Linked DNA regions of Homo sapiens: all the other regions are linked to region 1. Evidence: read pairs that join two places in POLR2A ChIA-PET (ENCODE). Cell type or tissue: HepG2. All regions are shown on one strand. Each heading gives the region's core, and the rest is flanking DNA. Links, peaks and the distances in the headings are about the cores only.

What was found. Peaks named below come from ENCODE experiments on the same cell type or tissue, not always from the same donor. Only the 100,000 strongest peaks of a DNase experiment are listed, where the experiment ranks them.
Region 2: POLR2A ChIA-PET joins it to region 1 with 8 read pairs; 3 of 35 experiments call an interaction of 5 or more read pairs at or near these places.
Region 3: POLR2A ChIA-PET joins it to region 1 with 5 read pairs; 1 of 35 experiments calls an interaction of 5 or more read pairs at or near these places.

Annotation. Positions count from the first base shown.
Region 1 is chr7:96,999,685-97,010,845 of GRCh38, forward strand. DLX6 (distal-less homeobox 6) reads left to right here and starts at 5,869. Exons shown (of 3, transcript NM_005222.4): 1 at 5,869-6,729; 2 at 7,954-8,147; 3 at 10,112-11,161. The coding sequence starts at 6,294. The coding sequence ends at 10,363. All of the region lies in intron 1 of DLX6-AS1 (DLX6 antisense RNA 1), which reads right to left. RefSeq lists enhancers at 1,847-2,556, 4,586-5,307 and a silencer at 6,620-6,719. In HepG2, for the core only: a CTCF peak has its summit at 6,738; DNase peaks (open chromatin) are centred at 5,817 and 6,707; H3K4me3 peaks cover 3,108 bases.
Region 2 is chr7:96,677,657-96,688,817 of GRCh38, forward strand. SEM1 (SEM1 26S proteasome subunit) reads right to left here. Exons shown (of 3, transcript NM_006304.2): 3 at 11,106-11,161. Among named protein-coding and RNA genes, the nearest start is that of SEM1, 27 kb to the right of the region's middle. In HepG2, for the core only: no CTCF peak of the experiment used is centred there; no DNase peak of the experiment used is centred there.
Region 3 is chr7:96,122,476-96,130,790 of GRCh38, forward strand. All of the region lies in intron 15 of SLC25A13 (solute carrier family 25 member 13), which reads right to left. It also overlaps the pseudogene CYCSP18. Among named protein-coding and RNA genes, the nearest start is that of MIR591, 93 kb to the right of the region's middle. In HepG2, for the core only: no CTCF peak of the experiment used is centred there; a DNase peak (open chromatin) is centred at 4,116.

The DNA of each region.
Region 1 (11,161 bases), core at 4,292-8,291:
GCTTTGAGCTCTGTCGGGGAAGGGCCCCACTCAGCAGAGTGCAAGGGATGAGGAGCATTTTGGCTCTCTGCACAAAATTTGTAAAACCTGCCAGGAAAAAAAAAAACCAGTAATTATTCCATTCCCAGGGTAGTGGGAAGGGGGCTCTCTTTCTCCTAGATGCGTGTGTGTGTGTGTGCGCGCGCGCGCGCGCGCTTTAAAGGAGTCTCTTTTCTGAACAAGAAAAAAGAGAGAAAGAAAGAGAGAGAGAATGAATGGGCACAGTTGGGAGAATGGAATGTGAAAAAACAAAAACAACCTTAGCTTCTAAGGGCATTCAAATTTGTTGCCCTCTAAAAAAGTTTTACTAAAAAGCTAATAAATTACATTTCCATTTATTGGGATATTCCCAAATAAAGGAGATAAGGAGTATTTATGAACAGGTATGAGTATAAAAGTCACCAGTTCATATATATCACAAGAGTAGACAGATACAGAACAAACTCACCCTCTCTCTTTCTCATGAAAAACGGTTTTCATTTATTTTTCTGTTATAACAAGAGGACCAACATGATAGCAAGGGGATGTTTTCATCCCAGGTTTTCCTGAAGAGTTGTCCCAAGCAGGGCTGTCCTTTAATGTTAGGCATTTTCTGTGACCTTGCTATTGTTACTGCTGATGAAGCGATGAAGGAATTAAACAGAAGATGCTTGGAGGCATTTAGGAAGACAGCTATATTAACTCCTTATTATGCCTAAAAATAGTCTACTGTTTCCTGTTGATACTTGTTCCCTACCACTATAAGGCTGTATTTATCCTCCAATGGTCAGGGGTCCCTGCTTTCCAAAGACTGGCTTGCTTAAAGCTGACTTCTAACACCCCCTCCCTTCTCCCTTTGCTCTGATATATTTCCCATCAGGGCAAATATGGAGAGCTCAACCTTAGCATAGCCTACAGATTGAAAAGACAGACATCAGCATTTAACTTGTTTTATTCTAAGTGTTTAAACATTGTTGAGTCCTTTTTTTCCTGGGCTTAGAGAAAGAGGAGTGTTTTTGTATTAGGAGTGGGGTCCTATGCTTGTTAAAAGAGAAAAAAGAGAGAGGATTTGAGGGGAGAGGGCAGACAAGCAGACCGACCTCTGTATACAATCCTAAAATTAGGGAAGGTAGAAACATGCGCTGCTTTTCCCCTAAATCAATTCTGGGCACAGCACATCAGCTCCCTCTATTAAGAAAGCCTTGGGTGCTCACACACTTGGGAATGGAGTCATGGAGAAGGCAAATGATGTTTAGTTTGAGAAGCTGGTTAGCTTTGTTTTCATAATTCCACTGGACTCCAAGTTTGAAAATGCCTGGAGCAGGAGCCTGTAGGTTGGGACATGCATAGTTAACATTCTCCAAATTGGACAGTCTTGAAAAACTCTGTGAAGCCCCCTGTGGGAGCCAGTGTCATGTCAGAGTTTTCTAACTGGCTATTCTTGGGACCTATGACTAGAGAGATGAGGAAAATGTTATCCCCAAACTTAAGTGAGACTCTTTCTAAACATGGGGTAAACTGAGGCCACTTTTTAACTGGATTTGGGGGCATCTAAGAGAGAAGGGTGTTAATATGGACAATACAGCTTATCACCACAGACAAGAACACCAATGTTTCCTTGTATAGACTGATACTTTTGCAACTCCTGAAGATGCCATCACTGGCAAGAGGCAGCTCCCATGTGCCCCAGAGCTTTCACTGTTGTCTGTGTGTTGGGGGAGGGGAGAAAGTCGTGCGGGTTACCAGGATATCAGGCACCCTTTCCTTACATACATACACAAACAGAGTTTTACAGTATATTGAATGAGGAAAAGACTAGCAAGTTTTTTTTTTCTTCACCAATGTCTCCCGTTGAGAAGGGGCTATGTAAGTCAATACTGAGTAATTTCTTTGAATTCAAAGGCTATTTATCCAGGTCTAATTTCTTTAGAATTAAAGTGATAACTGAGCTCAACTTAGCAACCAAACCCATCCAGGTCCTGCCTGGTTTGAATGTACTTCTACAGCCCGTGAGGCTGCAAAACCACTTCGGGCACCCCAAAGCATTTCCAGGCCTACATGCGTGAGCAAACACCGGTCCAGACCAGGAACAGCAGGAGATTCTTTGACCCAAGAGCCCATTCCTCCAACAGTGGCCTCCGGCAGACCCGGGAGGTCTTGTGTTGGCAATACACAAGCATTTCTCTCTAAATAACATTGACACTCGCAATACAAATTCCAACATCTCAACACCTTAAAAAGCAAAAAGCAGCTTAGGCCTCAAATCCTGCCTAGTGAATATGACCCTCACTTACTACAAGCCCTAAAAGAGCCTTAGGGCTCCTACTCCAGATTGCAGGGTTTACTTTTATTTTGAATGATAAAGACTTCGAGGGCCTTGCCCGCCCTCCTCCTCCCACCCGCAAGGGTTGGCCCGCGTTCCCCTGCGGGCGAGACAAAGAAGCAGGAGCCAGGACCCGGCTGGCGCCTAACCCGGCGCCGGGGCCTTGAGCCCCTGAGGTGTGCGCCTTCCTGCAAGGCCCCAAAGAACCCGAGTTTTTGCCCCTTGCTGAAGGGTTGGAAGTGCGGGCTGGACTAGTGCAAACAAGAGTGACTCCAACCGCCTTACTTCAGCTCATTACCGTCACCCATGAAAACGGAATGAAGGACTGGGAAGCCAATCTGCCGCGTTCAATTGGAGAGAAATGACTGTCGGAAGAGGCCCTGCGGTAAATAGCCTCTGAGCCGCGAACTCTATGCGCCGTGGCCGGTGGCAGAGGCCACACCTGGCAGCCACTCGTGGCGCGCCACCTTGGCATGTTGTGTGCGGGTCACACTATCTCCAGTTTTCCATTCTCGATACTGGCAGGAAAGTCTGATAGTCAGGCCTGAAGTTTAGATTCCATCCCGCAAGCGCAGAGATATCACACCAAGTGGGACCTCTCGCTCGTTCCACTTCCCAGCCCCTGACTGTCTCTGAGCTCAGACTGGGTCGCCCAGCAGGTTTCAGCAGGACCTTTACCATGCACCACAACTACCACCTCAGTGCAGCTGCTTCACTGGAACAGAGTGCAAGGATTTTAGCCACTAACTATTAGGGGAAGGTTGAGAGCCCTGAAGCTACAACCCGGACAATCCCAGCCTTCCCGGCTTCCTCAGCAATCAAACAAATGAGAAAAAAAAATCCCCTTGCAAGTAGAGGCAGCTGCACTCTGGATACAGTGCTCAATTGCAGGGACCTTCCGAGGCCCTGCCACGACATACTCTAATTGGGGTGCAGCCAGAGTTGCAGGAAGCTGGCGAGGAAAGCGGTGCACCTGTGAGCATAAAGCGAAAAACATAGACAAGCACAGGGTGAGGGTGTAGGGGGTGAAACGCCTTCACGGTGTTAACAACAAGCTGCAGGGTATAAAGCAATAAAACTGCCACGTCTACCTGCTGGTATTGAGGACATTACAAACAGTCTCGGCGCGCAGCCCGCGTGTACCGAGAGCGCACTAGGGTTGGGAGTGGGAAGGTGGGGTGGGAAATCTTCTCTTTTCCTGACATTCCCTTCTGTCCCCCACCCCCCACATCTCCCCCTTACTTAGCCCACCTTTCTTTTTCCATGAAGCTTTTCTGTTGTTGTTTTAATTCATTGCCGATTTGTAAACGTGTAGATCGTGTTACTGGTTCGCGTGTTAAAGTGCACCTCTTGTTAAAAGGTGGGGAACAGGGCACGCCACTTAAAAATGAATTCAGAGTTACTGAACCGGCTCCCCAGACTCAAGAACTTAAGCGCAACGGGCTGGGAAAAGGAGGGGGAGAGGAGCGCAAACGCCGCTGACCTGGGAACTCGGAGGAAACTCGCGGGCAGCGAGCTTCAGGTCTTCTGATACATTGAAGGAAAGAAAGAAAGACAGAAAAAGAAAAAAACAAACTGTCCTGGAGATAGCTAGACATCCAGGGCTGGGAGCTGGGAAAATCAATTGGCATAAGCCGCTGCCGGCGGGCTTCGCGCAACGTAAAAAATAAAGTCCAAGCTGCTCCATCTGCAGCCACCCTTTTCTGGAGTTAAAGGGGCAAGCGGCACCTTTTCTCTATTTCTCAGTTTCCTTCGGTCCTGTAACTTATGGAGTCCAGAAGAAGTAGGATATACAGAAGTCCTCAGTAGTTTTCCCAAAGGGAGACACTGTCTCCTTCCCGCAACCTCCAGACACTGCAGTACAGGGTTGTTAGATATTAGATAGTACGTTTCTCCGTGTGGGCAAAGGCTCGCGGCTTAGGTCTCTAAGCAGATCGAAAGTCGGGGTCCAGACCGAGAGGATCTTCAGGTCTCGTCCACCCAATCTCAAGCCTCTGGAAGGGCGGGCTGCCGGCGACCTCCTCCAGTCCCGGGACCCGGAACCCGGGACCCTGGACGCCGGTGCGGGCGGGCCTGCCCTCCTCTGTGCCTGGCCCCCAGTCTGGCCCTCCTACCTGTTGACCAGGCCTGAACCACGCACCGGGGCTCCGCTGTCTCTGCTTGGCTGCCTTAACCTGCGTGGGTCTGGAGACCGGAGGGAGAAAGGCTAGATCCGCAGCCTTGGGCTGCTCCGAACTTAATGTCTTTCCCCAGTCCATCTTTGAAAGAGAAGTGGTTCTACCACCTGGATGTGCGGATATAAATCCCCTTGCAAATAATAAATGGATTAATAATAACAAGGTATGAAGTTCTTTTTATAGAAAAAAAGGAGAGAATTGAAACTAAATGCGGCAGTTAGACAACCATTTTGATAAGAGGATAATTGAGGCGACACTGGTGTATAATTAGAGGATAATTTATGCTATATCCACTTTTATTCCACCTCCCAAAATAAACCCAGTCCATAATCATTACAGGCAAATTGTTCTGAATTTTATAGCAGCAATTTGAACAAAGTACTGCAGTTAATCATGGGAGATTTTTGTGTATTCCTGATTAGAACTCTAATTGCCTCCTTCCAGAAAGTAAAAATAACTGTAAAACGACTCTATTTTTATCATTAACAATGTTGACAATAAAATAAAATCAATTGGAATTGTAATCGAGAGACAAATTTAGGACGAAGGCACTTTTACTTGGGTAGTTTATATTGTAATCAAGATTTGCCAAACCACTAACCGCATGTATCATTTGCATATATTTGAAAGCATTACAGTAGCTTCTGTTTTCAATAGGAAAAAATGCATTACTGTCAGTCCTCCAACGATTCGTTTTCAGAACACGCTGCTGCGTTCTGAAAAGAAAAAAAAGACGCCCCCCCCCCCCACAACCTTTTGTACAATATATAAGAAATACGGCCTGAAACGGCAGGGACCGAGCCAGAACAGGGTCTGATTTTTCTTTTTCTGTACCACCCCCCAGTGGGGTGGAGCCCAGGTGTGAGGGTTCGTCTTCCTTCTGTGGTTTCAATAAAATACGTCTAGAAAAATCCACGGTGACAAGGAGCTCCCACAAGAGTGTAGTAGGACCAGAGTGGCAGGGACGTCAAGAAAGGGGGGCCTGGATTTAATGCGGGGGTGGGGTCACTGCTTCTAAGCACAGGCAACCTACAAGGGTGCAAAGGGATTGAAAGAGAGCAGCCCCCAGTTGGCTGTTTCAAGGCTGAGATATTGGCAACTGGGGCTCCGGGATTTGGGGCACGAGCTGCGGCGGGAAGCATCGGCGGCCGGCCGGGCAGAGGCGCCTCCCTCCCCAACGGCCCCGGGCGCCACACAGCGCGGCCCCCGGCTGCAGCTCCGGCTGGGATTGGAACTGCGGAAGGTAGGCGAAGAACTCTGCAAGTCGCGCACACGCCAGTAGAAGCCGTGCGCCTGTGACGTCAGGGGGCGACTGACCAATGGGGAGGCACTGCCCTTTGGAGACAAACCATTCGACTCGTGGCGTCTGCATCAAGTCTGAAAGCAGACGCGCAACTTTCGCAGAATCCACCTTAAAATCTCTGCCTTAAACTGCACCAGCCCCCAAAAAATCCAAGGGGGGAAAGCAGGCGGGGGGAGAGCAGATTCCCCCCTCCCCCTCTCCTCTCCCATCCCTCCTCCTTCCTCCTCCCTTTGAGTTAACAAGGCCCCGCTCACTATATCTCTTTATATTAAATATATATATATATTAGAGAAGAGCGAGGGAGAGGGAGAACCACCTCCACCCCCCTCTTTAAATTCTTTTTTTTTTTTTTTTTTTTTTTTGCAAGGATCCAAAGAGCTAAGGTGGCTGCAGAGGGGAGAGCGGCGCGAGCCAAGTGGGGGAGGGTGGAGGAAACCCGGGAGAAGGCTTTCTCCAGCCCCCAAAGTTTTTGATGATGACCATGACTACGATGGCTGACGGCTTGGAAGGCCAGGACTCGTCCAAATCCGCCTTCATGGAGTTCGGGCAGCAGCAGCAGCAGCAGCAGCAACAGCAGCAGCAGCAGCAGCAGCAACAGCAACAGCCGCCGCCGCCGCCGCCGCCGCCGCCGCAGCCGCACTCGCAGCAGAGCTCCCCGGCCATGGCAGGCGCGCACTACCCTCTGCACTGCCTGCACTCGGCGGCGGCGGCGGCAGCGGCCGGCTCGCACCACCACCACCACCACCAGCACCACCACCACGGCTCGCCCTACGCGTCGGGCGGAGGGAACTCCTACAACCACCGCTCGCTCGCCGCCTACCCCTACATGAGCCACTCGCAGCACAGCCCTTACCTCCAGTCCTACCACAACAGCAGCGCAGCCGCCCAGACGCGAGGGGACGACACAGGTGAGAGGCCGCTGGGGCAGCTCGCTTCTCCCGCCTCCCGACTGCCCCCTACCCCGCCCGCCCGCTCACTTCCTCGACGCCCGGGCCTCCGCCGGCCCCCTCCCCCAGGCGGCCCCGCGCGCCCTTGGCCGGGCCCCGTGCGCGCCCGCTCGCCTGGCGCCTGCCTGCCGGCCTCTCCCAGCCGGGCCCCTTCCCGCCGCCGCGGACCCTCAGCTTCCGACGCGCAGTTCGGGCTGAGTCCCGGGCCCGGCGCAGGCTTCGTTCGACGAGTTAGTCCACACTGCGCTCTCCAGCCTCCTGGGTCTGTGCGCCCTTTTCCTTGCTCCTTCCCTCCAGGCTGTAACCCACGTTTGACCCGGCTGGGGACATTTCTGGGCCGGAACTGGGGAGCGTGTTTTGCTTCCCAGCCCACGCTGGGCAGGCAGTGGCCTACTTTGCGTGGGGCGCCCCGTGCTCCTCAGTGACTCGGAGGGAAGCTGGCCTGGCTTTCGCTCTGGTTAAACTAGTAACAGTCAGGCTCTTTCCAGTGGGCTTTAAAGTGTCCCTCACCTTCATCCCTGACCGGGCCCCCTATCTAGCTTTTCGCTACAGTGTTGGCTGCTCCTTTGTTCGTGGAGGGGAAGCAAAGAACCTCGGGCTGATGGTTCTCAGCACCCGAGGGGGACAAAGTTGCCGTGAGAGGCGCAGCCTGCTCGTGGGCTGGTCTGAGCTGTTGGTTGTGTTTTGTTTGAGGATTTGGTCCTCCTCAGGAGAGTCATTTCAAAACATGCCGAGGATGCTTGATGCACTGAGCTTGGAGCTGGTGACATCAAGTCAACTGGCCGCGTAAACACCTGGGTGGCTCAAGCACAGCTTCAGGTACTGTTAAGCCGGGCACAGGGGCCCCGCTCCGCCCGGACAGCTGCCGCCTTGCTGCGCTGCGCACCCCAGAGAGCCTCCGGCACCGCCTCCGCTGCGGCAAAGCGGGCTGTTTGTCTGAGGGCCTCTGGCGCTCCCTTGGCCCAGACGCTGCACATTGTTCGGGCCAGGGACTGGGTCAAGGAGATTACGCAGACGCTGGGAGCACACGGGCAGAGTGGACCAAGAGAGGTCGGGGCATCATAGGGATTTTTCGAGGTAACCCTTATTGGGCTTTGGGGAGACTCGTTGCATGCCACGCCAGGAGCAGGGAGATGGCAGCAGTAGCCTCCCGGGTGACCGCTCCTCTGTATTATTTGCTTACAGATCAACAAAAAACTACAGTGATTGAAAACGGGGAAATCAGGTTCAATGGAAAAGGGAAAAAGATTCGGAAGCCTCGGACCATTTATTCCAGCCTGCAGCTCCAGGCTTTAAACCATCGCTTTCAGCAGACACAGTATCTGGCCCTTCCAGAGAGAGCCGAACTGGCAGCTTCCTTAGGACTGACACAAACACAGGTAATTCCCGAGAAGCCCAAGTATCCCTGAAATGCTGGTACCGCTTGCAGATCGGGCAGGGAGCACATCAGGAGGAATTGTTGGCCTAGTCAACCAAGGATGGAAGGAGCTTAATGACAAATGCCTTTTGCTCCAGTTATGCACTTTCCTGGGACAACACAGTTTGGAATGAATGACCTGGTATTGAATACTGGATTGGATTTGCACATCCTCCCAACCCTCGGCGACCCCACCCCAGCCTAGAATCCTTTTGTGACCAAACTCATAATTCAATTGAGTGTTATTCCAGAGCAGAACAACATGAAAGAGAACAAACATTTAGGAGAAAAAGGTGTACAAGCCAGGAGGCAGAATAAGGTTCAACTTTTTTAAGGATCCTTTTGTAGGCCCTGGGAACTAATAAGGTTTTCAACCCATTGACACAGAAAGAAAACTTGTGAAATGAACTAAGAAAAAACAAAGTAGGCATAGGTTCCAATGAGGTTTAGTAAAGGCTCCAAAGTGCAATCTATTTATCCTAGGAGTGTCAAGGTGGGTTTTTCTGAAGATTTCCCTAAGCACGGTGGTTAAGTCATCTGGGTGACAGACTGATGTGGTCTGAGCTGCCTCCCTGGAGCACAGGACTTGGGTGCAGTGGCAGAGTTGGAGATCAAAGAGAAATGTTACCAAAATTGTAACAGGTGAAGCCACAGTTAAGTACAGTTACTGAAGTTCTCCCATCCTACTAATTTGAAAGCCATAGAAGGCATTTCAGATTTCACAAGAAGGAGCTTAGGTGAGTATATTAGGACCCTGGTCAAAAAGCCAGGCTGCAATCACCTGCAGTTTTTGTTGATTAATTTACCTACATGGAGTAAGTAGGCCTCATCTGATGTAGGTAATCTTCAGCAAGGGGACCTCAGGTTTTATGAGACTGTTGCTGCAGACTGATTGTGTGTTGACTTAAGACAGTTGTTCCTTAAGCTCTTTTTCAATTTAGCCTGTTTTCTCTTTCCATATTGCTATTCATAATATTTGGGGTTTGATATGAAGGGATTCCGGCTATTCAGTGACTTGTATGCGTCTTGAAAAAGTAGATTCTTATGGCTAGGGAATTTTAAAGGTAAAGGAAGCTGCACCATAAAATTTCCTTCTTCAAATAAAGTAGATCTGAAATGTTGGCCTAGATATGCTCCCATCCCAGATTCCCGATTCACGTTTAATTTTCAGAAGCCCTTTGACTTTTAATTACTATACTAACAATCATGTGATGATCCTTGACCACAGTTTGACTAGGCAACATACAAAATAGGGAATGAAGGAGCTGCAGTCCTTAATCCCTGCAAGGTTATGGGGATATATTTATGTCTGGAGAAAGATGCTTCATGTATAATCTATGGCATATGCAATATATGCATAGATATATTCAAGGCATTTAGTTATAAATGTACAGGCTTTAATTCCTTCAGTCATTTGCTCCTTGTACCTTTATAGAGATAACAGCTTTTGGGTATCTCTATGCATGTACACGGAGAAAATGACTGTGTAAAATAGTTATTTTACATAGACTAAATTTACATTACTAAATTTTATGTAAAATGACAAGACTTTCAGAGGAGGTGCATTCAATTGAATGGCTTTGATTTGAAAGGGCTGCTTTTAAAAATCCTTTAGGCTTTGGACCTGGTCATCTCATTCAGCTTTTTCTTATTTATACTGTTGTTTTAAACCTACGCTAGCACGCAATTCTAGAATTACAATAACTTTAGGTATCCAGGCAAGATACCTAGTATGTTGTAGGAAGTGGGACTGTAAGAGGCTAGAAAGAGGTGGAAGGAGGCGGGGACTTGGCTTGTAGGCGTTGGCGGTGGTTGTTTTTTGTTTTTTGTTTTTTTGCTTTTTTAATATTGCTTCTAAATCCCTGAGTGACGTTAGAGGCACTGGTTTGATGTTTATGGGCCTAATGATTGCTGCATTTCTTGCAGGTGAAGATATGGTTTCAGAACAAACGCTCTAAGTTTAAGAAACTGCTGAAGCAGGGCAGTAATCCTCATGAGAGCGACCCCCTCCAGGGCTCGGCGGCCCTGTCGCCACGCTCGCCAGCGCTGCCTCCAGTCTGGGACGTTTCTGCCTCGGCCAAGGGTGTCAGTATGCCCCCCAACAGCTACATGCCTGGCTATTCTCACTGGTACTCCTCTCCACACCAGGACACGATGCAGAGACCACAGATGATGTGAGTTGCCCAAGGGAACACCCTAGGGAAACGTCTGAACAAGGAAAAGAGGATCCGGGACCTGCTTGTATCTGCGAAAAGGAGCCAAAGGAGCAGGCTTAGGAGAGCTCATAAGTGTGGCAAGAAGCCGACTAGGCTCATTCTCTCTCCCTCTCTCTCTCTCTCCCTCTCCTTTCTTTTTACTTCTTCCTTTCCTCCATTCCTTCTTTCTTTCCTTTTCCTTTCTACCTTTCTTTTCTTTTTGCCTTTCACCTTTTTTCTCATTTACCTTCTCTCTTGAGCAACGTCAGTAATTGATCTTGCATCTCAGAGAGAGAGAAAGAGCATGTGTGAGAGAGAAACTGGTTTCTATGCCAGCACTCCTGAAACCCCTTACTGTAAGGATATTTTCTCTTACCCCTTGGGATCCAGGCTCTGAGTCTCTTCTCTTTGGGAGTATCCATCAAAATGACTTTTTTTAAAAACAGATTTTCCCCCAACCAGAAGAATCTGCACAAACTTGGCAGCGTTTTTACTTGTTTAATGAGTTTAAGACATTACATGGTGAAAGAGAAGCATTTTGGACTCCTGCATTTTTATTTACCATTCCCAGACTGACGAGAAAAAGAAAATTCCTCACATAACAGCCCTTCTCTAAAGAAAAAGGAAAAAGTGGCTGTAAGATTAGAACATTGCTACAAAGGGAATGCTGCATGTTTTATCAAAATGCAATGACCAGGAATGATGGTTGATTAAAAAAAAACAAAACAAAAACCACTCTTTCCCCACCCCACCCCCCCAAACCCTGAACTGGAATCAGGAA
Region 2 (11,161 bases), core at 3,103-7,102, 320 kb before region 1:
ATTCAGTGGTCTGGGCTGAATGGACAGTTTTCCTCATCATTATTATCTCTTTTTAAGATAGAAAGTCCTCAATTGGCTTCACCAAGACGGCAGAAAAATGAAAGAGGGTGGGGAAGGGGAGTAGGGAAAGGAGATGATGGTATTAATTACCCATAAAAAATCTAGATGTTATTAGCAACCTAAATGACAATGTTTTCCCAGTAGCCAAGATAAAACCAATGTCCACTATGGTATTTAAAAAGAAGTTTTCACCCTAAAGTCCAGGAGCAATCTACTTAACTTGCATTAACAATCATCACATAAAGCACACATACGTTTTTCATATGTGAACTAACAGACTACTTTCAGTGAATACAATGCCTGACGCTTGGTAGCTGCTCAATAAATATTTGTTGAATGAATAAATTTCTTTTGCAATGTTATTTGTTCTCATCCTTTCTTTATGCCATTTATGTTTCCTAATATCTAGCAAATATTCCATATTCAAAATTGGTGAAATAGAACCTCTAAAAGAGAAATCTCAGTGCAGTGAGAAGAGTACCCAATTTGATTCATTTCTTGATTCTGCCCAATGTGACCTTGGGGACGGGTCACAATGGCTTTGAGGTTATTTCTTCATCTGTAAAATGAAGTGGTAGAGGTAGATGCTTTTTAAGCATCCATCCAATTCTATAAGTCTAACATCATGGTCACAAATATATAGATGACAGAGACTCAGAAAACTTAGGAAAAATGTTTATAATTTTCACAGTATGAAGTGGTTGTACCCTGAATCTGGACAGAAAGTAAAACCTAACTTACTTGGTAGTATTTAGGAGAAATTGCCAGTAATGTAGAACATCTAGATCACTGTTATCAAACTTTAAAAGAAAGGCAGCAGAATCAAGTTTTCAAATGAAATCGTATGCTGAATTCCAATGTCTAAAACAAATAAAAGTCAAACTATTCTGACTGAAACAAAAGAGGGTTGCCTAGAGCCTCATACTCACACCCTTTCCCACAATTTCCTGGGAACACCATTTGACATCACTCATTTAATTCCTGATTGACTATTCCTAAATTTTTCTGTACCTTGAAATAGTTTTAAAATGAGATATCAAGTTTAATTTGGATAAGAAAAATTAAGAAAAAAGCTTTACATGGAAAAATAAAAGTATATATGCTCTCTTTCAGAGTCAGTTGACTTAAAGACAATTTTATTAGTCTACAACAATAAATTTTAATTTGTAAAGCAAAATAAAATCTAGCAGCACTGTTTGATACAATAGTCTTGGTCTAGTCCCTACATTATGAACTAGTATTATATAGACTTGTATCAAATGGTGAAAACTTAGCTTCCAAAACGAGACTTATTTAACAAGTTAAATATAAAATATGAAGAAACTTCTTCAATATATAAATCAATAGCTTTAATTTTTTTAACTGTCTTACTTAAGAGGAATGATGTATATGTCCCTGAAACCAAAGTAATTTTGCATATGCCTTTTTTAATCACCAAAGAAGTAATTGTTGAAAGATAGTAAAAGACATAAACACACATTGTCATCTCTGTGGCTCATTGTAGTGGCCTTATTAGCTTTAGCAAAAAGAAGCAATTGTTCTTCTCATAAAATCAGTATCCTGTCCATTCCACTACTTTGAAATATCATCATCAAAATCATTAAGACACATCCTATTAACTTGGACCATGGATTTCTATACATAAAATACCAACCGGGAGTCTTTGTTTTTGAGTACGAGTTTTGAAAAATTAAAACATCTTTGTTAAATCTTTATTTATGAACCCTAACATAGACAAAAGCACATCATTTATACCTTAAATAAGGGATTAATCTTGGTGATCGATTTGTTGAAGTTATTGAGCTTTAATGATGCCATTATTTTTAATCAAAGCAAAAAGCTATGAAGATTTTTCTGAAAGACATTTCACCATAGGCAGCAATAAAAAAGTATATTTCTTAGTCATTAGTGATCTGATTGACCTCTTTTGCCAGGACATAAGGTTTAAATTGTCTAGATACAACCAATTAGATATGAAATGGCTTATTACACAGATTTGTGACTCACAATCAAGAAGAAAGGCAAAGCCCATCTCCCATTGTTATAAAAGGTCTCTACTGTTTCCTAATCTATGCTGATTCTGCCAATCATTCTTCTGATCTCTTGATTCAATGGTTTTAAGATTCACTTTATAGCAAATATTTAAGACACACCAAGTGATGTAGCAGATGTGCTTGGTGCCCTGCCCTTATTTCTTCATCATTTACCACTTCCACGCAGGAAAGCTCCACTTTCAGCTGCCAGCGACTGTAATTCTGTCTGAATACTTTCTGTGGTAGCCAGAGCCTACTCTGCCCACACATGGGTCATACCAGAAGATACTGGGGGATTTTCCTGAGTAACTCTCAACCAATGACTGACGAGTTGATAAATACTCTGACTCCCCTCCCCTAGGACAGGATAACTCTAAGATATGTTGTATATAGCCTCCTAGAGTTCCCAGGTGGAACTGAAGTCGAATTCCCTATGGTGTAACTTGCTAGATATACACTCTTTTTTAGCTTCTCTCTCTTTCCTGACTCACTTCCCCACTCCCCTAGTACTTCTGTAATAAAATACTCACATTTGAATCCTTATCTCTATTCTAAGTTGCTTCTGAGACAACCCACAGTAAGACAAGGGGATATAAACATGAATACAATGGGAGTTCTACTTTTAAGGAATACAGTCTATAACAGAAAACCATTAATAAACACAACCAACAACAAAAAGAGTAACTAAGAGGAGAAATACACAATGTTACATTGTAAACAGGGGTGTGCCGGCCCAGGCAAAGATGATAATCTAGAGTTTTAAATGTGTTGTGCACTACTGGAATGTTAGCTAATGGTTCTTCCTGTAACTCTAAATATTATCCTCATCAGTGAAAAGTGGCAAGACTTTCTCTAATAGTCACCTAGTCTAAGAAAGTCGTCTTACAAGGGTAACAAAGAGGGTAGGAGTATAAGCTTTCTTCAATTTCATGACAGCTAAAGAGGAATCAGAATAACATTATAGCGATTCTACCTGACCAGTGAATTAAAACTACGGTTAATATAAAATGGAATTTATCCTTGTATCAACCTTTTTGACAACCCATCAACCCTCAAGGCAAATATGTGGAGAGCAAAATGAAATCAATATTCTGGCCATTGTTTGTCATTAGTTTCTGACACACAAGGAGTTGGCTATTGCAATGCAACAGCAGTGAACAAAAAATCAGGCAGTATTGGAGAGCAATTTTTAGGAGGTCGTGTTGTAGAATAATCAAGTAGATACCTTAGCTTAAATGATCAGGGAAGGCCTGACTTAAGAGGATGAGGAGGGCAAGCATCCCAGGGAACAACTGGTGCAAAATCACCTAGCCTTTCCATGTTCAAGCAACTGCATGTAGTTTAATCACTTTTTGCTTGGGTGATATATCTTTGATTTACTCTTCAGAAGTGATCAAAATATGACAATACTGAAAATCAAGTGGTGTGTGTCAATAAGATTGGCAGGAGCCAGACTACATTGGGCTTTACAAGTAGTTTAGATTTTATGCTGCTTTTAAGAAGCACTGACAGCATTTGAGGAAAATGGTGACATGATCTAAATTTCAACAATGCGGTGTTTTTTCTAGAATAGATTATAGGGCAGAAAGAGTAGAAGTAGGGAGACTGGCTAGGTAATAATTGCAGTAAATCCTAATAAGCAACAGTGATAGTACTAATAATAGTAGTGGGAGTAGATAGATTCTTAATTTATCAGTTAAGCTGTTTCTGGGTACAAGTAACAAAACACCCAACCTAAGATTTCTTAAATAAGGACGTTTGGTTTTAGGTCTTACGTTTAAGTCTTTAATCCATCTTGAGTTAATTTTTGTGTAAGGTGTAAGGAAGGGATCCAGTTTCAGCTTTCTATGTATGGCTAGCCAGTTTTCCCAACACCATTTATTAAATAAGGAATCCTTTCCCCATTGCTTGTTTTTGTCAGGCTTGTCAAAGATCAGATGGTTGTAGATGTGTGGTGTTATTTCTGAGGCCTCTGTTCTGTTCCATTGGTTTACATATCTGTTTTGGTACCAGTACCATGCTGTTTTGGTTACTGTAGCCTTGTAGTATAGTTTGAAGCCAGGTAGTGTGATGCCTCCAGCTTTGTTCTTTTTGCTTAGGATTGTCTTGGCTATGCAGGCTCTTTTTTGGTTTCATATGAAATTTAAAGTAGGTTTTTCCAATTCTATGAAGAAAGTCAATGGTAGTTTGATGGGAACAGCATTGAATCTGTAAATTACTTTGGGCAGTATGGCCATTTTCACGATATTGATTCTTCCAATCTATGAGGATGGAATGTTTTTCCATTTGTTTGTGTCCTCTCTTATTTCCTTGAGCAGTGGTTTGTAGTTCTCCTTGAAGAGGTCCTTCACACCCCTTGTAAATTGTAGTCCTAGGTATTTTATTCTCTTTGTAGCAATTGTGAATGGGTGTTCACTCATGATTTCGCTCTCTTTTTGTCTGTTCTTGGTGTATAGGAATGCTTGTGATTTTTGCACATTGATTATGTATCCTGATACTTTGCTTAAGTTGCTTATCAGCTTAAGGAGATTTTGGGTTGAGACAATGGGGTTTTCTAAATATACAACCATGTCATCTACAAACAGAGACAATTTGACTTCCTCTCTTCCTATGTGAATACCCTTTATTTCTTTCTCTTGCCTGATTGCCCTGGCCAGAACTTCCAATACTACGTTGAATAGGAGTGGTGAGAGAGGTCATCCTTGTCTTGTACCGGTTTTCAAAGGGGATGCTTCCAGTTTTTGCCCATTCAGTATGACATTGGCTGTGGGTTTGTCATAAATAGCTCTTACTATTTTGAGACGTAAAACCATAAAAACCCTAAAAGAAAACCTAGGCGATAACATTCAGGACACAGGCATGAACAAAGGCTTCATGACTAAAACACCAAAGAAATGGCAACAAAAGCCAGAACTGACAAATGGGATCTAATCAAACCAAAGAGCTTCTGCACAGCAAAAGAAACTATCATCAGAGTGAACAGGTAACCTACAGAATGGGAGAAAATGTTTGCAATCTGTCCATCTGACAAAGGATACATTGTATCCTTTGTCTATCTTTGGATAGATAAAATATCCAGACTCTACAAAGAACTTAAACAAATTTACAAGAAAAAAACAAACAGCCCCATCAAGAAGTGGGCAAAGGATATGAACAAATACTTCTCAAAAGAAGACATTTATGCAGCCAACAAACATATGAAAAAGTGCTCTTTATCACTGGTCATTAGAGAAATGCAAATCAAAACCACAATGAGATACCACCTCATGCCAGTTAGAATGGCGATCATTAAAAAGTCAGGAAACAACAGATGCTGGAGAGGATGTAGAAATAGGAACGCTTTTACACTGTTGGTGGGAATGTAAATTAGTTCAAACATTGTGGAAGACAGTGTGGCGATTCCTCAAGGATATAGAACTAGAAATACTTGAAACAAGGATATAGAACTAGAAATACTAGAAAAGTGGGTGAATGATATGAACAGACACTTCTCAGAAGAAGACATTTATACAGCCAACAAACATATTTAAAAAAAGCTCATCATCACTAGTCATTAGAGAAATGTAAATCAAAACCACAGTGAGATACCATCTCATGCCAGTTTGAATGATGATCACTAAAAAGTCAGGAAACAACAGATGCCAGAGAGGATGTGGAGAAATAGGAACACTTTTACACTGTTGGTGGGACTGTAAATTAGTTCAACCATTGTGGAAGTCAGTGTGGCGATTCCTCAAGGATCTAGAACCAGAAATACCATTTGGCCCAGCAATCCCATTACTGGGTATATACCCAAAGGATTATAAATCATTCTATAAAGCCACATGCACACGTATGTTTATTGCAGCACTGTTCACAACAGCAAAGACTTGGAACCAACCCAAATGGCCATCAATGATAGACTGGATAAAGAAAATGTGGCACATATACACCATGGAATACTATGCAGCCATAAAAAGGATGAGTTTATGTCCTCTGCAGGGACATGGAGGAAGCTGGAAACCATCATTCTCAGCAAACTAACACAAGAACAGAAAACCAAACACCGCATGTTTTCACTCATAAGTGGAAGTTGAACAGTGAGAATACATGGACACAGGGAGGAGATCACACACTGGAGTCTGTCAGGGGGTGGCGGACTAGGGGAGGGATAGCATTAGGAGAAATACCTAATGTAGATGATGGGTTGATGGGTCAGCAAACCACAATGGCACATGTATACCTATGTAACAAACTTGCACATTCTGCACATGTAACTCAGAACTTAAAGTATAATTAAAAAAAATTAAAAATAAGGACGTTTGTAGGCTTGTTTTACAGGAGGCCTTGTCCTAGAGCAAGTTCAATGACATCATCAAAGAATCCTCTTCCAGACTTTCTAATCTTCACCCTCAAACTGCAATAGTTGTTATATGACTGTCACTAGCAATTGAGACTACATGCTCCCTTATTTATATTTGGAGGGAAAGGCTGGCTTTGTGTGCTATTTTATGAAGCAGGATTTTTCTCTGCCAGATGCTTCTAGCCCCACTTTTGATTCATTGCCCCAAATTTATTTAAAGCTGTCCATCCTTGTATCCAATCACTTGTACGGGGCACGGGATTACTAAGATTGGCTTAAGATGAAACACACCCCACCCTGAGCTGGGAATGGTGTTGGCTTGCCTTGTGAAAGAAGGCTTGGCCCATGTGAAAGAAAGATGGATATCTAACCGTTTGGGGGGCGGGGGAGGCAGGGGAGATGAGGATTCATTAGGAAAGGGGAAGGGAAGAATGGAAAAGGCAAGCACTGTACTAACTACATGAAATATGCATTTGAGGCAGAGTTGATAGGGCTCACCAATGGATTGGATATTGGGAGAACAGAAGATTCAATAAGTTTCTATATTTTTGGCTTAAACAATTGGGTTGAATGTGGGTCTATTTACTGAGGTGGGGAAGACTGGAGGAAAGATCAGGTTTGAGAAGGATAATGAAGGGTTCTCTTCTCATCAAGTTAATTTTAACTCAGACATGGAGAGGTAATCAAGTTGTTAGTTGAATATATGAGATTAGAGTTTCAGGGAGAGGTCAAAACAGGAGATTTGGAATCATACATGTGGAATTGGTTTAAAAGCAACTGACACTGGTGAGATTACTAAAGAGAACATATGGATACAGCAAGAAGTAAACTCAGGACACTTAAAGGCAGAGTGCAATAGGAGCCATTAAGGTAGCTGGAAAATCCAAGGCCAGTCCCCCAGCATCATGTGTATGGGTGGAATGAGGGTGGTGCTAATTGTCAGCTCTCTGCCAAGTGGGTGGGATGTGTTACCTCTCTCAAAATGGGAAGTGTGGAACAGGAAGGATATAAATGTTTAAAAATATACAGTGCAGACGACAACATGCTGTAGAAAGCATTATTAATATAACATTCAATCTTTCAAAAGGGACTTGGCTCATTATGATAGTCCTCTAAACTTTTAGTGGGAATAGGATGGACATGCCATCCCCTACAGCAATTCTATGCCAAGGCCTAATGAAAAATGCTGACCATTATTACATCTACAATTTCATTTCAAACAGAACTGAATTTTGGAAAATAATTATGAAAAATTATAGGGGAAAAAAGGGAGTCATTGCTAACAGAAACATTTATGTCTGTATCAATAAAAACTTCTACCATGGAGTAAATTTGCAGCAAACTTCATTTTTTCTGTGTAGCTACTCAACTAAAATTTAAGGAGCATTTATGTAAGACTATATTAAGTGCTGTTGAAAGAGAAACCCTAAGTTGTGCAGAATAGTCCCTTCCATTGAAGACGTTTTTTGTTTCGTTTTGTTTGGAACCACTTCCTGAGTGACTATGGGCAAATTATTCAGCATCTTGGTGCTTTTCTTCATATATGAAATGTACATGATAACATTACCTATCTCAGGGTTGTTGTGAAGATTAACACATATAAATAGCTGAGAACAACGTCTGGTACATAGTAAGCATCAGTTATTAAGGGGAGGTAAGGCAACTCCCATATAAGTGGTAGCATGGCTCAGTAAAAAAAAAAAAAAAAAAATTGATTGATTACCACCACTATATTATCACATGCTAATCTTCAGCTCAGCCCTGCAGGGATTCTTTCCATTTTATAGAACAGGAAAACTGTTAATAGGCTGTTCTGAAACTTAACACACAACTAATAAGTGGTCTAATTATGAGTCAAACCTTGAAGTAACATCAGAACTCATGCACTTTCCAAAATATCTGCAAGAAACCCAAGAGTCCGGAAACCTAGATTCTAGCTCTGTATATGCCACCTATTAGCTGTTGCAATCCTGGGCCCTTTTACTTCCTAACTTACTCTGAGACTGTTTTCTATTTGACAAAATTGTTTACAATAAACAGGCCTCTCCTCCCTGCTTCACAGGGTGGGTCACTGTGAAGGTCAAATGAGAGAAATCTACAAATTGTAAAATTTCAAATAATAATTTTTTTCATCTGCCTGACTAATCTCCTTTCCTACTTCAGATGTGTTTTTATCATCCTGATGTCAAATACCAATTTTCGGGTACCCAATCCTTAACAACTACTACCTAAATTTTGATATTTAATTAAGGACAAAACACTGGATAACTACAAATAACCCATTAAAGCCTCTGCTCAACTCCTATGAGGTTTCAAAATTATACCTCAATAATTTAAAATCATCACATTAAGTGGCCATCATTCAGGCCATCACTTAATACTGTCAGTAATCTGACACTGTTAGGGTGACCACATCCTGTAACCACAGACCAAAATATTGAGAAAATGCACATCAAAATACTTCTTAGCATGTTACAACATCAACATAGCTGCCTGTGCTTCATTATATTTATAAAAATATCACTTACCTTATACAAAAATTAATTCAAGATGGATTAAAGACTTAAATATTAGACCTAAAACCATAAAAACCCTAGAAGAAAACCTAGGCATTAACATTCAGGACATAGGCATGGGCAAGGACTTCATGTCTAAAACACCAAAAGCAATGGCAACAAAAGCCAAAATTGACAAATGGGATCTAATTAAACTAAAGAGCTTCTGCACAGCAAAACAAACTACCATCACAGTGAACAGGCAACCTACAGAATGGGAGAAAATTTTTGCAACCTACTCATCTGACAAAGGGCTAATATCCAGAATCTACAATGAACTCAAACAAATTTACAAGAAAAAAACAAACCCCATCAAAAAGTGGGTGAAGGATATGAACAGACACTTCTCAAAAGAAGACATTTATGCAGCCAAAAGACACACGAAAAAATGCTCATCATCACTAGCCATCAGAAAAACGCAAATCAAAACCACAATGAGATACCATCTCACACCAGTTAGAATGGCAATCATTAAAAAGTCAGGAAACAACAGGTGCTGGAGAGGATGTGGAGAAACAGGAACACTTTTACACTGTTGGTGGGACGGTAAACTAGTTCAACCATTGTGGAAGTCAGTGTGGCGATTCCTCAGGGATCTAGAACTAGAAATACCATTTGACCCAGCCATCCCATTACTGGGTATAGACCCAAAGGACTATAAATTATGCTGCTATAAAGACACATGCACACGTATGTTTATTGCAGCACTATTCACAATAGCAAAGACTTGGAACCAACCCAAATGTCCAGCGATAGACTGGATTAAGAAAACGTGGCACATATACACCATGGAATACTATGCAGCCATAAAAAATGATGAGTTCATGTCCTTTGTAGGGACATGGATGAAATTGGAAATCATCATTCTCAGTAAACTATCGCAAGGACAAAAAACCAAACACCGCATGTTCTCACTCATAGATGGGAATTGAACAATGAGAACACATGGACACAGGAAGGGGAACATCACACTCTGGGGACTGTTGTGGGGTGGGGAGAGGGGGGAGGGATAGCATTAAGAGATATACCTAATGCTAAATGACGAGTTAATGGGTGCAGCACACCAGCATGGCACATGTATACATATGTAACTAACCTGCACATTGTGCACATGTACCCTAAAACTTAAAGTATAATAATAATTTAAAAAAAAAGAAAAAAAGTATCACTTATCCATTCAAAACTTTTATACTTTCCAAAGTTCTTTGGTGTTCCTTATTCCATTTGATCATCTAGCAGTTCCGTTAGGCAGGCAAGGTAGGTTTATGCTTGTCTTAAAAACAGAAACATATTTATGCTCAAAATCATTTTGAAGTATAACTTGTATTTCAGGCCACCAACCCCTATTTTGGTATCTGCACTGCATTGTTACATAAATTTTACATTTGAAATTACTCAACACTACAGATTGATTGTAGTTCTTAGTAACAACATTTACATTTGAAAATATTCCTAAAAAATACCCCGTACATTTAAGTCATCACAAAGAATCCTTTACAAACCAAATTAAATCTCCCATTCACAAAAGTGATGTGGCAACAGCTATCACTCTGTGAAAACTCAGTTGTACTAAATGAGCCTGCTATGTAGTACCTGAAAATATGCACTTGTTGATAAAGTATCTTGAGCCCACTTCCTCAATTTTAATAGAAGACACCATTCTTACTGTGATTAAACTACTTTGGACTTTAAGTACCAATAATACGCTAACAACCATTAATAATATTATTAATGGCTCAGGAACTAAGTAAATTACAGCAATTTAAAATGATTAATATTTTTAAAACACAGGTTTTGAAAGGTCACCTTATAAATGTCAGCAAATGTTGCCTAAGCTATCAAAATACAGAAGAGATTAAGGTTCAATGTGATGTAAAAGAAATTCCTTATAAAATAGAAGTAACAATTAATTGATGTGGTTTAAGAAAAGTACTGAATTGGGAATCAGGTGAAATCTACTCCAGATCATTTAACCTGAGCCTCACTCAGTTAACATTAAAAAAAAAAAAGAAAATTTCATAATATGAAATTTTACTATCTATATATAATAAGGTTTTGGAAAATCATGACAAGAAAATTGATTAGAAGCAAAAGATTAAGACTTCTGAACCAAACCAAGATTATATCAAAACATTTATTTTTTGTGTTACAAAAACACAAATAAATCCAAG
Region 3 (8,315 bases), core at 1,708-5,707, 880 kb before region 1:
AACCACCCCCTACTCTCCAAACCCCAACCTCTCCAGTTACACCAGAAAAAGACTTTACTGATATCTAAAAAACACTATGTGTGTTGGGGGGTGGGAGGTGGAGGTTTCGGGGAGGGGGTGAAATTGGGAGAAGGAGACTCCTACAGATAACACTTTAGGATTTCTTTTCCCTAAGACTGACATCTCCAGAAAAATATTTGACAGAAAGCTTAAAATTTATACTGGCTGATAATCAATGAAAAAGGAACAACAACAACAACAGAAAACCCTCCCAAAGTTACCAATGGGAAATTTTTCTACAGTCACTGTATCCAAAATAGGGCAGTGCATGTTTAGATTTTTTAAAAGCGAGACTGTACTCAGAAGACACTGTCTCTTATGGTTTTATTACTTTTCCATTATGAACTTATTCCAAACCAAATTGGTCAAATGCAGATGCATAAATCTCCTTTGCTTTTTTTAAGGCTTAATAATTCTGTAAGAATTTCTGTCCAAACCAACATGGTCTGGCTCACAACTACATTTCATCCTTCTAACAGACAGCTTTAAAGTTACAGTGAGTTGGAAGGGGGGTGTAAATCTGCATACTACACGCTTCCATTTATATTACTGAAGGAGTATCTCTTCCATCTTTACCTAGCTCCTCAAACATTAATCTCAAGAGGTTTTATAAAATACATCACAATTCTGCATGCAAAAAGCTCACTTTATATCCAGTGCTTCACTGGATAAGTCATACTGAAATTCCTGTTCATTTGTAGGAATTATTTTAACTTTGGGCCAGGAATTTATCCTCCAACATAATGGAAGGAAACAAGAAAAATGCTTAGAAACCCACTGTGTTCACACCACCGATTTTGTTTTACTTCCTGGTTTAGAAAGAGTTTAGCAAGACAGCCTGCTTTAGACATGCAATAAAAGCCGCCTTGCAATGGTGGGCAGGCATGTCAGACTGTGACTGTGAAAGACATACAAGCAATAAAATGGGCAAAAAGTTCCCTTTGGCTAGGGTAATTTTCATAAACTCTTCTTTGTTATGAAAATAGAGGTACTGGGGGTGAAGGAAGCAGGTATGAAAGACACCTAGTAAGTTGCCTGGCAAAACTGATAGGAGTTGTGGCGAATGCTAGAATATGGCAACTTGAACATAACTCCCATCATCTCCATTGTCAGCTCCAGTTTCTCCTAGGCAGGTATCTGGTAAGGCCTAAAAGGAATTTTGGACATCTTGGTGGACAGGAGATTTCCAGTGTGAGGATTTGCTAAGTTAACCTGGAGAACTGCACCAGGCTGCCCTAAAGCAAGGCTGGGAAAGCAGCAGATACTGGCAAGAACTTGGCCACCAGAGAGCTGTTGATTTTGGGGGCCAGGGTTGGCAGGGACGTCTGGTAGATCTGCCTGCTCTCTTCTGGATTCCAAAAGGCTAAGCCAATGCTGATCAAGTGGTCTGAATTTTCTCTATTCCTAAAGACAGGGGAGCAAGAGGAGACTGGGAAACAGAGATGCTTCCTCTAGGTCCCTCAGCAGGAAAGGGACTGGCAGGCTGCCTGATTCTTCAATGACAAGACAAACACAGAGACCCAGGGGCCATCCACCACCTCTGTGACAGGAGTAACTTGGGGCATGTCTCAACCAATTAAAAAATTACAAGTCTTCAAAGGGGGCCCAGCTAGAGTAGAATATAATTTACAACAAAAAGAAAACATGACTGGCAAAATACAGCTTTAGGGCACAAGTCATCGTTAATTTTTATAAATATCCCATTTATATTTATAAGGAAAGTGCTTTTCTTTTTATTGAATACAAAGGTTAATATCTATTTATTTTGGATCAAGGCTGTTTTCCAAATCCCCTTTGCATCTCTATCTATATTATCTACTTAATACGTCAGCTTCTAAAAGCAGTGTGATAAAGTTTTTCATCAGGTATGAGAAAATATCGCATTTTCTTCATACTTTGAAGCTGAGAGATGACATTATACATTGATATTACATAGAAATTGATGGCGTCTTCATAGTGAATTTTATCTTTTATAAAATATGCCTGTGTGCTTCTGAACGCTATTTAAAACCTTGAATTCCATTCAGTATGGCATTAATATTGCTACTTGCTTATTGTTGATATTTGCCTGGTACATATTTTTCAATCAGCTGTCTTTCAATCTTTCTATGTCACTGTTTTATGAAACTTCATATGACTAGATTTTCTTTCAAAACTCATCTTAAAGTGTTTGTTATTACTAGGGGTACTGAATTCATTTACAGTGCTTGTGACTACTAGACTTATTTCTGCCATCCTATATTATGCTATTTTCTCTGCTTCCAGTTATTTCCCTTTTGATCCCCACCACTTCCCTGACTAAATATATTTAAACGTTACATGCATTTGTTATATAGGTGTACATTTACAACAGGTGCAATTAATTAGCATTTGCATCCTCCAGCAAGGGGAGGACTTTGGCGCACTGGCACTTTTGTCCTTCCTTTCATTTGTCAGTCTCCCAAAAACCAACCATTCTTGCATGAATACATATACCAAAGTCAGCAATAATGGAGACCTACCACAGGTTTAACTTCTATTTGCTGTTTCATATATCCTACATTTTCCTCCTTCTTAATTCACTTTTTTTTTTTGAGACTGAGTTTTGCTCTTGATGCCCAGGCTGGGGCTGCGCACGATCTTGGCTCACTGCAACCTCCGCCTCCCAGGCTCAAGTGATTCTCCTGCCTCAGCCTCCTGAGTAGCTGGGATTACAGGTGTGCACCAGCACGCCCGGCTATTTTTTGTATTTTTAGTAGTAGAGACAGGGTTTCACCATGTTGACCAGGCTGGTCTCGAACTCCTGACCTCAGGTAATCCGCCCACCTTGGCCTCCCAAAGTGCTGGAATTACAGGCATGAGCTACTGTGCTGGGCCCTTAAATTCACTTTTTAATTGCTTCAGAGAAGGTCTGTGGGGAAGAAAGCTTTGAGTCCTTGCATGTGAAAAACTAACTTTAGTTTTGCCTTCCCCCTCCTGAGTGTTAGTGTGCCCAGGAACATAATTACGACTCAAGACATCCTTTCCTTGGGATTTTGAAAGTATCCAGTATTACAGATAAGAAGATGAGAAGTCAATCTTCTATTGATTCATTTTCTATTCTCCTTTTCCTTATTACTTTTCCCTAGGGAACTCCTATGAAACAGATGTTAGATTTCCAAGATTAATTCTACCTGTATCTTAAATTTTCTCTCCTTTTCTATCTCTATATTATTGCTACACATTACATTCTAGAGGGGTTTTTTTTTTTTTGCATGTCTTTATTTTCCACATGTCTAAATTTGGTCTTTGATCATATCCATTATATCATTCAGAACTAACGCTTGATATTTAATTATGGCAGTTCTTCTATTACTTTTCAAGAAAGCTTCTTTACTGATTATTTCTTTCAAATCTCTCTGAGGACTCTAATTAATTATATTAATTAATTATAGTTCTTAAAAGTTGTCTTCTGTCCCCTGAATTGCCTGTTTTCTCTCTAATTCTTCTGTTCACTTACTTTGTTGCTCCTTCATGGCTGGGGATCTCTGGTTGTCTATTGATATTATTCAAGTTCAAAGGATAGGCTGATTAGTATTATATACAAATGTTGTGGGTGACTTCTACCATATTCTAGGTATGCTTCACCCACAGGTCTCTCTCCTGAATGGGAGGGTCTATGGGCTTTGTGTAACTGGGTGCAAGGGGTTAGGATATGCTGGCAGGGTGTGGACCCTCCGAACTGCTGAAATGTAGGGAACTTCACTTTGGGGGTAGAAGAATTTATTTTAAATCCTTAATTCTTCTTGGGAAAAGCTGCCATCACTTTATTTTTTCCTGCATCTGTGGTAGAAGTCTTGAATTACCTTAAGTCCTGCCCTACTTTCTGTCCATTCCTTACACTTATCCTCTCTAGGGAAGTGGTCTCTTTCTTTAAAATTGAGCTCTGAGCTTTTAACTTGGATACAACTGTCTCCTGAAGCTCCATATGAAAACCAGGAGAGAGCTCCAAGCCTGGCAATCCTGAAGAAAGTATAGTTGCCTAACTCATGTTAATGATTTACCCTAAAACCTCCACCTCCACCCCAGGCATTCTATTCTTCACTCAAAGGTTAACATTCTCCAGTTCAGCCCTTGCATTAGAGGTAGTTTCTCCTGCTGTGTTTTGGACTGGGGCATCTCTCAGTCCAGTTTCAGAGTCAATATGGCTATTTCCTTTCTGCTGAGGGCCAGATTAGCATTTTCTAGTGCCAATAAAGAATTTTTTAAAAATGCATTTCCTGACATTTTAAGGTATTTGGGAAGACAGGAGAGATGGATGAATATGCTCAGTCTATTGTCTTGATTCAATTTCTTCATTACTTTTTTTAAGGGTTTAAGGACTGGTTTTAAACTATTATAACTTAAGCTTTATGTCCACATAATTAACAAATTTGTACCAACAGTAGTTTTCTCATAATACACAATCTAATGTTTGCAAAAGCATCATGATCACACATGTATAACACACTTCCACTTCTGTGTACTGGAACAGCTTTTAAAGGTATTTCTGTATTACAACTTAATCTCAAGCTAATTAATTCAAAGGTGAGACCATCATTACAGTTTGACTTGTTCCTCTATCTTATCACTCTGATAAAAATCATCTGGTATGATAGAGCATTCTATAAAATTTGAGTATTAGATATATTTTATTTGATATCATTCACAAGGTGTATTGAAATGCCCTTCATTAATGATAAAGCACCATGTTAATTATAGATAATTAGAATTTGATTTCTTAATTTCAGGACCCCCGCTTCGGTCTTCACTTTCTGACAAAGCTGATGTACTTTGGCCAATGAACATGAATTCAAATATTGGTTAGTCTTGTTCTATCTTGTGAAATAACGGAGTAGATGTTCCAGTATTTAAATATAGTCCCAGTTTATAACTAGATACATGAACAAAACAAAAACAAAAACACCAAAACCCAACATTCTCTAGGTGAGGATACCAATAACCACTTTTGCTAAAAAGCTACATATTACTAAAACAATCTAACCTCAAGGCTAATCAAATTTTTGGAAAGAAAACAGTGAGATAACATTACTGAATAATTGAAATTATTATCTAAACATAGAAAGCGTGGTCATATTCATTTAATCACAGGTCCATATTATTTATAATAGGCTGATGTTCAGCAAAAAATATTTTATGTATAAGTGATCAATTTAAATATGGTACATATAAAAATAGCCATGAGACATTTTTGTTTTATAAGTTAGAGGCCAACAATTATTCATTGTAGTTGCCTGAAACTCCATCTAAAAAGGAGGATTTTTGTATTTTGAAAGAAGCTTTTCTCCTATTAAATACTTTCTGGGATTCTCTGAATACCATGTATCCTCTCCCTAAGAAATGCCTTTGCTCTTCTTGGCAACCACAAAGGGAATGTGGGGGCCTGATCCGTCCTCCACCCAACAGCCCATTCAGGATTAGTGCACATTTGTGCTTGCTCACTGCCCTTCTTGGGGTTGCACGGGGCACACTTCTGACAAAAGTCTTGCCCTTCTCCACACTGAACTCAGCTCTGCCTGAGCATCTCAGCAAGGTTCCACACTCAGCCCTGCTCACCCCATGACATCACTCCTGCTCACTGGATATAGATTTTTTATGTTTATTTTATAACAAAATGCATTACTAATCTTTTTTCCTAATTCTAATATACTTCTTAGACATTTTAATTTTGATTTTCAGGTAAATAATCATTTATAAATAATGACTGCTTCCTTTCTTCTTTTATTTATGCCTTTTACTTTATTTTACCATGCTGACTGGAACCTCCAAAATATGGCTGAATAACAAAGATGAGAGAGACATCCTTGTCTTATTCCTAACTTTAATTGGAATGGTAACTATGACATTGACCACTGGCTTCTGATATCTGTTATTAAATTAAGAAAGTAGCTTACTTCGCATTACACAGTTTTTATAGTTTTGTAGAATACACAAAGACCATCAAGCTTTGTAGCTTATTCACTCTTTGAAGACTAAAATCAACAGGGCAAACTCGGTATTTTCCCATTTTACCAGAAACGGGGGATCAGGAGGAAGGTGGATAATAATAGGAAAGTCAATGCTCTTTAGGACAAATACCTAATGCATGCGGGGCTTAAAACCTAGATGATGGCTTGATGGGTGCAGCAAACCACCATGGCACTTGTATAACTATGTAACAAACCTGCGCATTCTGCACATGTATCCCAGAACTTAAAGTATAATAATAATAATAATAATAATAATAATAATAATAATAATAATAAAAGTCAATGCTCTATAGTAAGTGAGGCAGCCAGTTCCCAAAATGGCCCTCAAAGATCTGCACCCTTGTGACATTCACGCCTCTGCTTCTCTATCATCTTGAGGTGAAGTCATAGAAGACACTGCAGCTTCTGCCTTGCTTGCTCTCTCTCTCTCTCTCTCTCTCTCTCTCTCTCTCTCTCTCTCAGACTTTGCTCTGGGGAATCTACTGCCATGTTGTGAGGGTATCCAAGTTGACCAATGGAGAGGCCCACATGACAAGGAACTGAGGCCTCCTGTCAACAGCTATGTCATTGAGCCATCTTGAAAGTGGCTTCTCCAATGTCAGTCAAGCCTGGCTGCTACTGTGACTGCAACTTCATGATAGACCTGGTGCCAGAGGCACCCAGTGAGCTGCTTCTACCCCACACCTGTTTCCTGACTCACAGAAACTGTGAGAAAATAAATATTAGTTGTGTTAAGCTGATTAAGTTTTGAGGGAATTTGGCATGCAGTAATAGATAACAAATACAGAAGGCATTTATAAAGACAACAGGATGGCAAGAGGGCTGAACTAACATCACCACAGGGATGCCAACTACTTAAAACTCTCAAGAATAATGGGTCAATGACCGAAAAACAACCATGCTTTTTACCAACAAACTCACTTCAGATAATCTATTTCTCTTAAAAAAAAATAACTGATTCAACATAGGGGAAAAAGCATACTACTAGCTATTTAAAATTTTTTGGAAAAAATTAAAGTATCTAAAATTGAGAAATACATAAGATGCAGCAATTAGAAACTATGTTCGGAAAGTTTTAAATAATATGTAATAAAATTACTATTATGGAACATTTTTGAATACTTACTATATATCAGGCACTATTTTAATCTTTTCATCTATTAATTCACTTAATTCTCATAATAATCTTGTAAGGTAAGACTATTCTTATCTCCAAATACAGATGGAGAAATGGCAGAGAGGGAATGAATAATGTGTGTGGTTCACACAGGGTGGAAACACTGGAATTTGAACATTGGTAGTCTGACCCCACAGGCACATGTCATTAACTACTTTGCCATGATGGGTAACAATGCTTAAGACACAACCTTAAGTGAAAACTATCTATACAAAGTGTGATTACAGCTCTGTGAAAAACCTGAATAGGAAAAATGAGTAAAAATGTTAAATAGCAATTATCTTAGAGTAGTGAAATAATGAATAATATTTTTGTTATTTGCCTGTTCTAGTACTTTTCAAATATTTTATAATGAGTAATATTAGTTTCAAAATCATTTAAAAAAGGAGAAAAATAAACCTTAAATGAAAAAAAATCTCACCAGTCATTTCTATAGCTCTGGTAGAATGGATTACCTCCACAGAGACAGAATCGTTTCTGGGTACCTGTCTTCTCCAAGAAAAGAGTTAAAGATGGTATTTTTATGGTGTGAGGAAAGTGAGGCTTAGGAAAGAGTCCTAGACCTTGATCTGAGCTCTACTACTTAACTTCTAATTTCACAACTTATTTTTTGGAGTGATTTACAGACAGATTCTTTTGGATTCAATGTAATACTTGGCTAATGTTTATTGAGCATTTACTGTATGCTAAGAACTATGCCAAGTCTTTCACATGGATCCTCTCATTTGAGCCTCACACACACTCTGTAGCAGGTGCAGTTGTGATCTCCATTTATAGCTGAGGAAACCAAAGCTTACAAGAAGTGAAGTAACTTGCCCAAGGTCACACATTAATAAGTGGTACTCAGTTATTCTCATTAGGTCCTACCTTATTTCAAGTAAATAATTTGAAATAAATTATAACCCTTTGGTTCAAAACATTTTCTCATTTACAGATATATGAGAAATTACATATAGGCCACCATGAGTCAAGCTGGAATTAAAATTGGGAATTTTATACTCAACTCCTGAAATCATGATCTCTTGCTCTAGATACAGTGGTATCACTGCTGCTAATACAACTGAGGTTTCTAAGCAGCCAGGAAACAGTAG